Regions from separate parts of the Homo sapiens genome. Here region 1 is linked to region 2. A link is a contact called in ENCODE Hi-C or POLR2A ChIA-PET data. All regions are on one chromosome and are shown on one strand. The core of a region is the stretch at or near the end of the contact, and the rest is flanking DNA. Distances in the headings are between cores, read along the strand shown. Region 1 has its middle 28 kb from the start of MYO1B. Region 2 has its middle 20 kb from the start of STAT4.

Evidence for each region. Hi-C counts contacts between places; a loop is a spot of excess contacts on that map. ChIA-PET counts read pairs that join two places held with the same protein, here RNA polymerase II (POLR2A). Pooled maps may share reads with other maps.
Region 1: a loop to region 2 is called in a map of mammary epithelial cell, with 8 times the contacts of the local background. The contact joins two enhancer-like sites. A Hi-C loop is called at or near these places in 41 of 168 maps with a recorded cell type or tissue (B cell, CD8-positive, alpha-beta T cell, Caco-2 and 26 more), 19 of 37 single-sample maps with no recorded cell type and 33 of 50 pooled maps. POLR2A ChIA-PET finds 5 or more read pairs at or near these places in 15 of 52 experiments (A549, AG04449, AG04450 and 11 more).

What each region holds. Positions count from the first base shown.
Region 1 is chr2:191,216,146-191,219,302 of GRCh38, reverse strand. No RefSeq gene overlaps it. Among named protein-coding and RNA genes, the nearest start is that of MYO1B, 28 kb to the left of the region's middle. Within about 2 kb of position 1,587, at least 7 of the 41 ENCODE cell types and tissues checked have a DNase peak (open chromatin) inside an H3K27ac peak, as active enhancers do; they include PC-3, PC-9 and mammary epithelial cell, where a contact is called at or near this core.
Region 2 is chr2:191,169,035-191,172,027 of GRCh38, reverse strand. No RefSeq gene overlaps it. Among named protein-coding and RNA genes, the nearest start is that of STAT4, 20 kb to the right of the region's middle. Within about 2 kb of position 1,612, at least 4 of the 41 ENCODE cell types and tissues checked have a DNase peak (open chromatin) inside an H3K27ac peak, as active enhancers do; they include PC-3, PC-9 and mammary epithelial cell, where a contact is called at or near this core.

The sequences.
Region 1 (3,157 bases), core at 338-2,837, 47 kb before region 2:
GAAGATCACTTGAGGCCAGGAGTTCAAGACCAGCCTGGGCAACATAGCAAGACCCCATCTCTACAAAAAATAAAAATTAGCCATGTGTGGTGGTTCATGCTTATAGTTCTGGCTACTTGGGAGGCTGAGGTGGGAGGATCACTTGAGCCCAGGAGTTCAAGGCTACAGTGAGCTATGATTGTGCCACTGCAGTCTAGCCCAGGTAACAGAGTGAGACCCCCATCTCTAGAAAATAAAAAAACAATAACAACAAAAAAGCCTGAAACTCAAGTTCATCTCTTTGATCATATATTCTGAGCCAAGTAAAATTTTAATTGCATTTTAATGCCCAGCTACTAAAGGGTCACATAATTAATTCCATTTCATAGAACATTTATCTGGGCCCTCTGTGAGCAGAGAGGACTGTTAAACCAGGCAATTGAAAATGAAGTAGGTATAGTGATTGTCCCCATTTCACACATGAGGATCTTGGAGCACAGAAAGGTTAAGTAACTTGCCCAAGTCATACAACTAGTGACTGGTAGGCCTAGGATTTGAAGAAACCTGTATTTGAATTTGGATTTGAAACAGAACCCTACATCCATCAACTACACCGTACTGCTATGCAGCTGAGAACTTCCTCTCCTTTATAGCAAAATAGGCAGGATGCACTTGTGGGTGTCTGACAGCTCCTCAACTCACCCTGGATAAAAAGCTGTAGGCCCAGGAAACTAAAGGTCAGTACTTGAATCTTTTTGCCAAGGGTGCTGACAACACAATCAGAAGTGTTTCCCCCTCAACTTCTGCCCCTCATCTAGAGGGATGAGTGCCACCTGGTGGACATAGTTTTGCGCTATCTTAACTCCTCCACAATACGACGTATTTAACTGTGAATGTAGCTCCAACATAAACATCCACGTAGGAATGAACTAAATAGACTGTTATGCATTGATAAACTTAGGCACTGTGATGGGCTTCTGAGGGATGAATTCCTCTTTTTTTCTCTTTCTGTTTGCATTTAATTTTTGTTGAGTCTACAATGAAGTTTAATTAAAAACAAATAGAAGGGACTTTTTTTGTCATCGCCATTCAGCACCTTTGTCTTTTTTAACACTAAGAGAGGAAACTTATAAGCAAGTAGACTTAAATTATCTGCCATGTTTTCTTTATTTGTAAAATGGGCTGGTAGTGAGGGACTGTATAAAATGATGGGACAGTGCCCAGGACACAATAAGCATTCAGTAAGTGTTGTCTATTATTTTTATTATCCCACAGAAAAATGGGATTCCTTTCTAGAGGTTAAGACAAAGATAAACATTTCGATTTCTGGGATGCTCCAGCATTATTCCTTTTGAAAACAAAGATAGCACAAGAGAGAAGCTTAAATATTACAACTAGGCATCAAATTATGGATTAAAGTTTTCATTTATTCTACATATATTTCCTGATTCTCTACTGTATGCTAAGACAGGCTGGAAAGCAATGGTGAGGGACAAGGGTTCATCCCCCCAAATAACTTAGAGTCTAGAGACAGATTTTATTTGCCACCAGAGGTGACTAAGCAGTTTTATGGGGAAGGTTAGTGAGAGATGAGGTCACAGTTGTAGTTGGAGAGGTGGAGTTTGTTCCTAGTAGTCGTGGTTAATGCTCCCCCTCCTCCAGAGGCATCCTCCCTTTCCAGGTAATTTACTTTACCACCTAAAATTCCTCTCCTTTTCAACAACTGCCAACTAATACATGCCAAGATATTAACTATTACCTTTTAAGCTATTACTTAGTTACATAATCCTTCAAAAGAGTATCTGGATTTTAAGAGAGGACTCTAGAAGAGTTTCTCACAGTCTGGGCTCCCAATAAAAAGACCACCAAATGTACTTTTTGACCTTAAAATTTTTAGTTAAAAAGTTAGCTCAACAAATACACAAACAAAACCCTCAGGTAATAGGTGAAGCATCTATAACCTGGTCTACAGGATGGTGGCCAAATATTCATTAGAAAAATGAAATTAACAATGAATTTTAGTAAGTGGCACAATTTCATGTACTAGTAGATGTGAAAGGGCTTTAAAAAGGAAAAAAAAACCTATGCAAATACATTATATTATTTTCCCCACTGCATGCATAGTCATGCTTGCAATGCCATGGATATTGAGAGGTTCAATTTGGGACCTTAGGTCCAGATATCATGGTTATAATAAAATTCAAAACCAAACTAAGCTAAACAATCATATAAATGACCAGTCATATAAATCATAGAAGTCATATAAATGACTTCCATAAAAAAAAAAAAACAGGGTTGCTTTTATAAGATAAATACTGCCCAAATTTCTGAAAAGATCTCTCTGGATAAAGCATTGGGTAAAAGATTTAATTATGCCTCTGTTACTTTTCAGTACCAAACAATAGATCACAACTCATAAACAGCTTTCTGTTCTGATTTAAACATTAAAATGGTTTTTTTGTCATTTTTGTCAGCTTATCTGTCTGCTTCGTGTCTTGTCCTTCCCCTCCTCCCCATCAATCATCGGGAGGTTAAAAAATTTTAAAATACAAATAAAATATTCAGAGGAGAAAATGCCAGAGTACAAGTATATATTAAAATAAAATTAATGGCTGGGTGAATAGGGATGCAGAAGAAATATGTGCCAACCCATAAAAGTGGCCACTAAATCCCGAATGCATTATGTCTTGTTAGGATTAGGTCATAGATCTAGGATCAAATAATAGATGCTAAGATCTCATTTTTTAAAATCCTTCAAACCACCAAATCCCTTTCTTCACTAGGCTCCCCACCCCAAGTTTTTGAAAATTTCCACGGGGGAGAATGGGACAACGGAGTCACAACCATCAAGTTCTCTGATCACAGTGACCCACACCCTCCCTCCTTTTTCCAATCAGTTCAGCTTTGGGGGAGATGAATAGATAGAGGACCCTGTTATAAACTGTTTGACATTTCCCCAAATTGCCCAGTCCCTTAGGAAAGCATTGTGGCATTATCAGGGTGCTGAGTACAGAACTTTTACATAATAGGCACTAAATAAATGTTAGTTTAATGGAATTAAATAGTCTAAGAGGCCTACAGCCAAGTGATGATATGCAGAACCACTGGGGCCTGTTTGAATCCCACTACTGCTGAATGATGCTAATTTATCCTAGACATTTTATCTCCTAGCGACTGG
Region 2 (2,993 bases), core at 363-2,862:
GGACAGAGCATTTTGTGGGACACAGATTTGATTGTAAGCCAACTATTTTAAAAATCCTCATTCTTGCAAGCTAGCACATGACCTCTTTCCTAAGGGTGAGGAGATTCCAGAGGTACATATTTGCCATCTGGAGTGGATGCAAATTCTAGTGCAATTCATCTAGAAACCTGCATCATTGAAATTAATCATCATGTTGAACAAGGAGAGCATGCTGGGGCAGGGAGGTCAGTTTCACTTGATAAGAATAGAATGCACATTCTAGCTGGGAATGTGCTGACATTCATTGCATTCAGGAAAATTCTACACAAAGCCTCTCTCTCTGGAGAGGATTCCTGAGAAAGAGAAGGGCTCACTGTGTGGCATAGAAATGAGAACCCCCTCAAAGCCCTGGCTTTTGAAGGTATCCAGAATCACAGTGATTCAATGCCATTGGATACTGCTCTTTTTCTTCCTGGGAGGGAAACATCAGTCCATCAGTTCAAACCCTACAGGGTTTTCTGTGTTTGTCCTAATCATGTTAGAAGCAGAACGCCTAGTTAGTAATCAAGCACCAGTTGGAGCTGTTTCCTACCAAACGTATGGTTTTGATTTTGAAGCCCTCCATTCATTGTTCTTTAGCACTGTGAAGGGCTTGTAACCAGCTAACTGCTTCTCCTACTTTGGTCTGGGGAACTAAATGCAAATCTGGCTGATACTTCAGATGGGCTAGGGCCAAATTTTGTTGGTTTTTGTTAATGCTGTTACTTATTTTTGAAAGAGGTGTGGACAAAAAAAAAAGGGCAAAAGTTGGAATGGTATTTGAAGTTTGCTCGTGGTGTTTTAGGGAAACAGGAACATATCACTATAAAAGACATTTCCTTCAATATGGGTAAGAGTTCCTCATTGATTCAACTGAGCTCTTGAAATCTGAAATGTTTAGGGAGCAGTAGAAATTTGATAAGGGATCATAGACTCAAGGGGATGAGAGAAGATTTGAAAAGTCATCGAATATAACTCCTTGATTTAGTAAAACCATAATTCGTAGTTTTCCTCTGATGAGTCACGGCCAGGAAGTAGATATTGTAGATGAGTCTGGGTCCTTGCACTTCTCAGCTTCTGTCATTTACAAATTCTACTTTGATGTCTCTGAAGATGACATCTGAATGTGCATGTGCAGAAGAAGTGGCATTGAATAGAACTGGTTTAAAATCCCTAATTTGCTACTTAATTGCTGTTTGAATTTGCATAAGTTATTGAACCCTCTAACCCTCAATTTCCTCATCTATAATATGGGATAATAATAACTACGCTGCAGGGATCATTTTAAAACTAAATTAGATAATGCCGTATGATATCTATATCTATATTCCTACTTTCCACCATACACAGCACTAATTTTTAAAATAAAATTAAAACAAAAATATAATCTATAATATTTGAATGTAAACTTAAGATAATGGATGCTGTTTTGCTGAAATTAAATGCATTTACACAGTGAATTTGAAAGTTTGTTTGAGTTTAGTAAGCCAGTAACATCAAATTCCACTGTGTAAGTGTCCTGGAATTTAATCAGAACCCAGAGATCTCTCAGCCTGTTTGCCATTATTTGCCATCGCATAATGGGTTGCCAGGTGCAATTTCACCTCTGTCTGAGACCATTGCTTGGATCAAAGAGGGCTCTTGTTTATCCAGCTCCCTATGAGACCAGGCAGGGCCAGTGGTGACCCTCCAAGCTGAGCTCAGCCAGAGGGAACCTGTGTCTTGGTGCTCAGTTCTGAACAGTCTCATAGACCCCCATACTTGAGTGGGCTTAGGGACCCATACCCTTCTAAAATCCACTGAGAAATCCTCAACAGAGGAGTTATGTGTTAACTTTATCTTTTAGAGGAATCATGTTGGCAGCAGCTTGAGGATAGGCTGGAGTGGCTAAGAATGACAAGGGAGTGGCAATTGAATCGTAGAAATACTTCAAACTCAGGCACCTCGCATTTAAAACACCACAGCACTTCCACGCATCACCAGCTTTACCTGCTTCTATTTTCCAGTATGAAGCTTCTGCTCCTGCCAATATGTTCTGTTTGACCTTCCCTGAATACACACTGGGTTTCCCTGCCTATTCAGCCCGTACTTATGTCTTTCTCTTCACTTATATATTCCTCTAGTCCTTATCAAAAATCCTAACCGTTCTTTTAGGGTCCATCTTCTTCACTCAGTCTTTCTTAGTTTGTTCAAATTACCTAATATGATTCATAAATTACCTTGTATTGAGGTATTTATGTTCCATACTGTGACTTGTCTCTTCCAGCAATTGGGTTCAAATGTGATGGCAGGCACACCTCTTGCACAAGCTGGTATTTTACCTGATTTTAACCTATGATGGCTCATTGTTCAATGTTGGCACTCTATAACTTGCTGAATAAATAGATGACTAAATAAACCACCCATTGACTCATCTTATAGGCACCCCTATATAGCTGTAAGGGAATTATTTAGTAACTGCTTAAAATGTATCTAAATTGGATGTTTTACATTAGGTTCATAAGTGAAAAGCAAGCTTGTCAGAGATCTTCAAATGAAGCTTATTTAATGAGTTATTTTTTAAAATCCTATACAACAATGGAAAACCACAGTAAGTGGGTGTGATGGTAGTTCAAGAGTAACATTTTACTGATTTATAAGAAGAGTAAAAAATAGAAGTGAACAGTGAAAAGACTGAAATCATTTTTCCTCCATATGTTTTGTTTTATGTTTGCTTTTGCTTCTGGACATGACACAAACGAAGTTGCAGATAAAAGATAGCACCTTTAGTTGGTAAGAACAGGGCACTGATTAGCAGCAATATATTGAAACTATATAAAGCAATGAGTTTAAAAGTACTTTAGGAAACCTGAGGTCTTTAATCAAGGCTGCAACTGTAAGTTTTTTAAAAAGCCAAAAAAGAAGCCAAGTCTTTAGTAAAAGGGCTGTTTTAAAACATTAAATTTTATTTGAATTTTTTTCCTAATTTATACCAA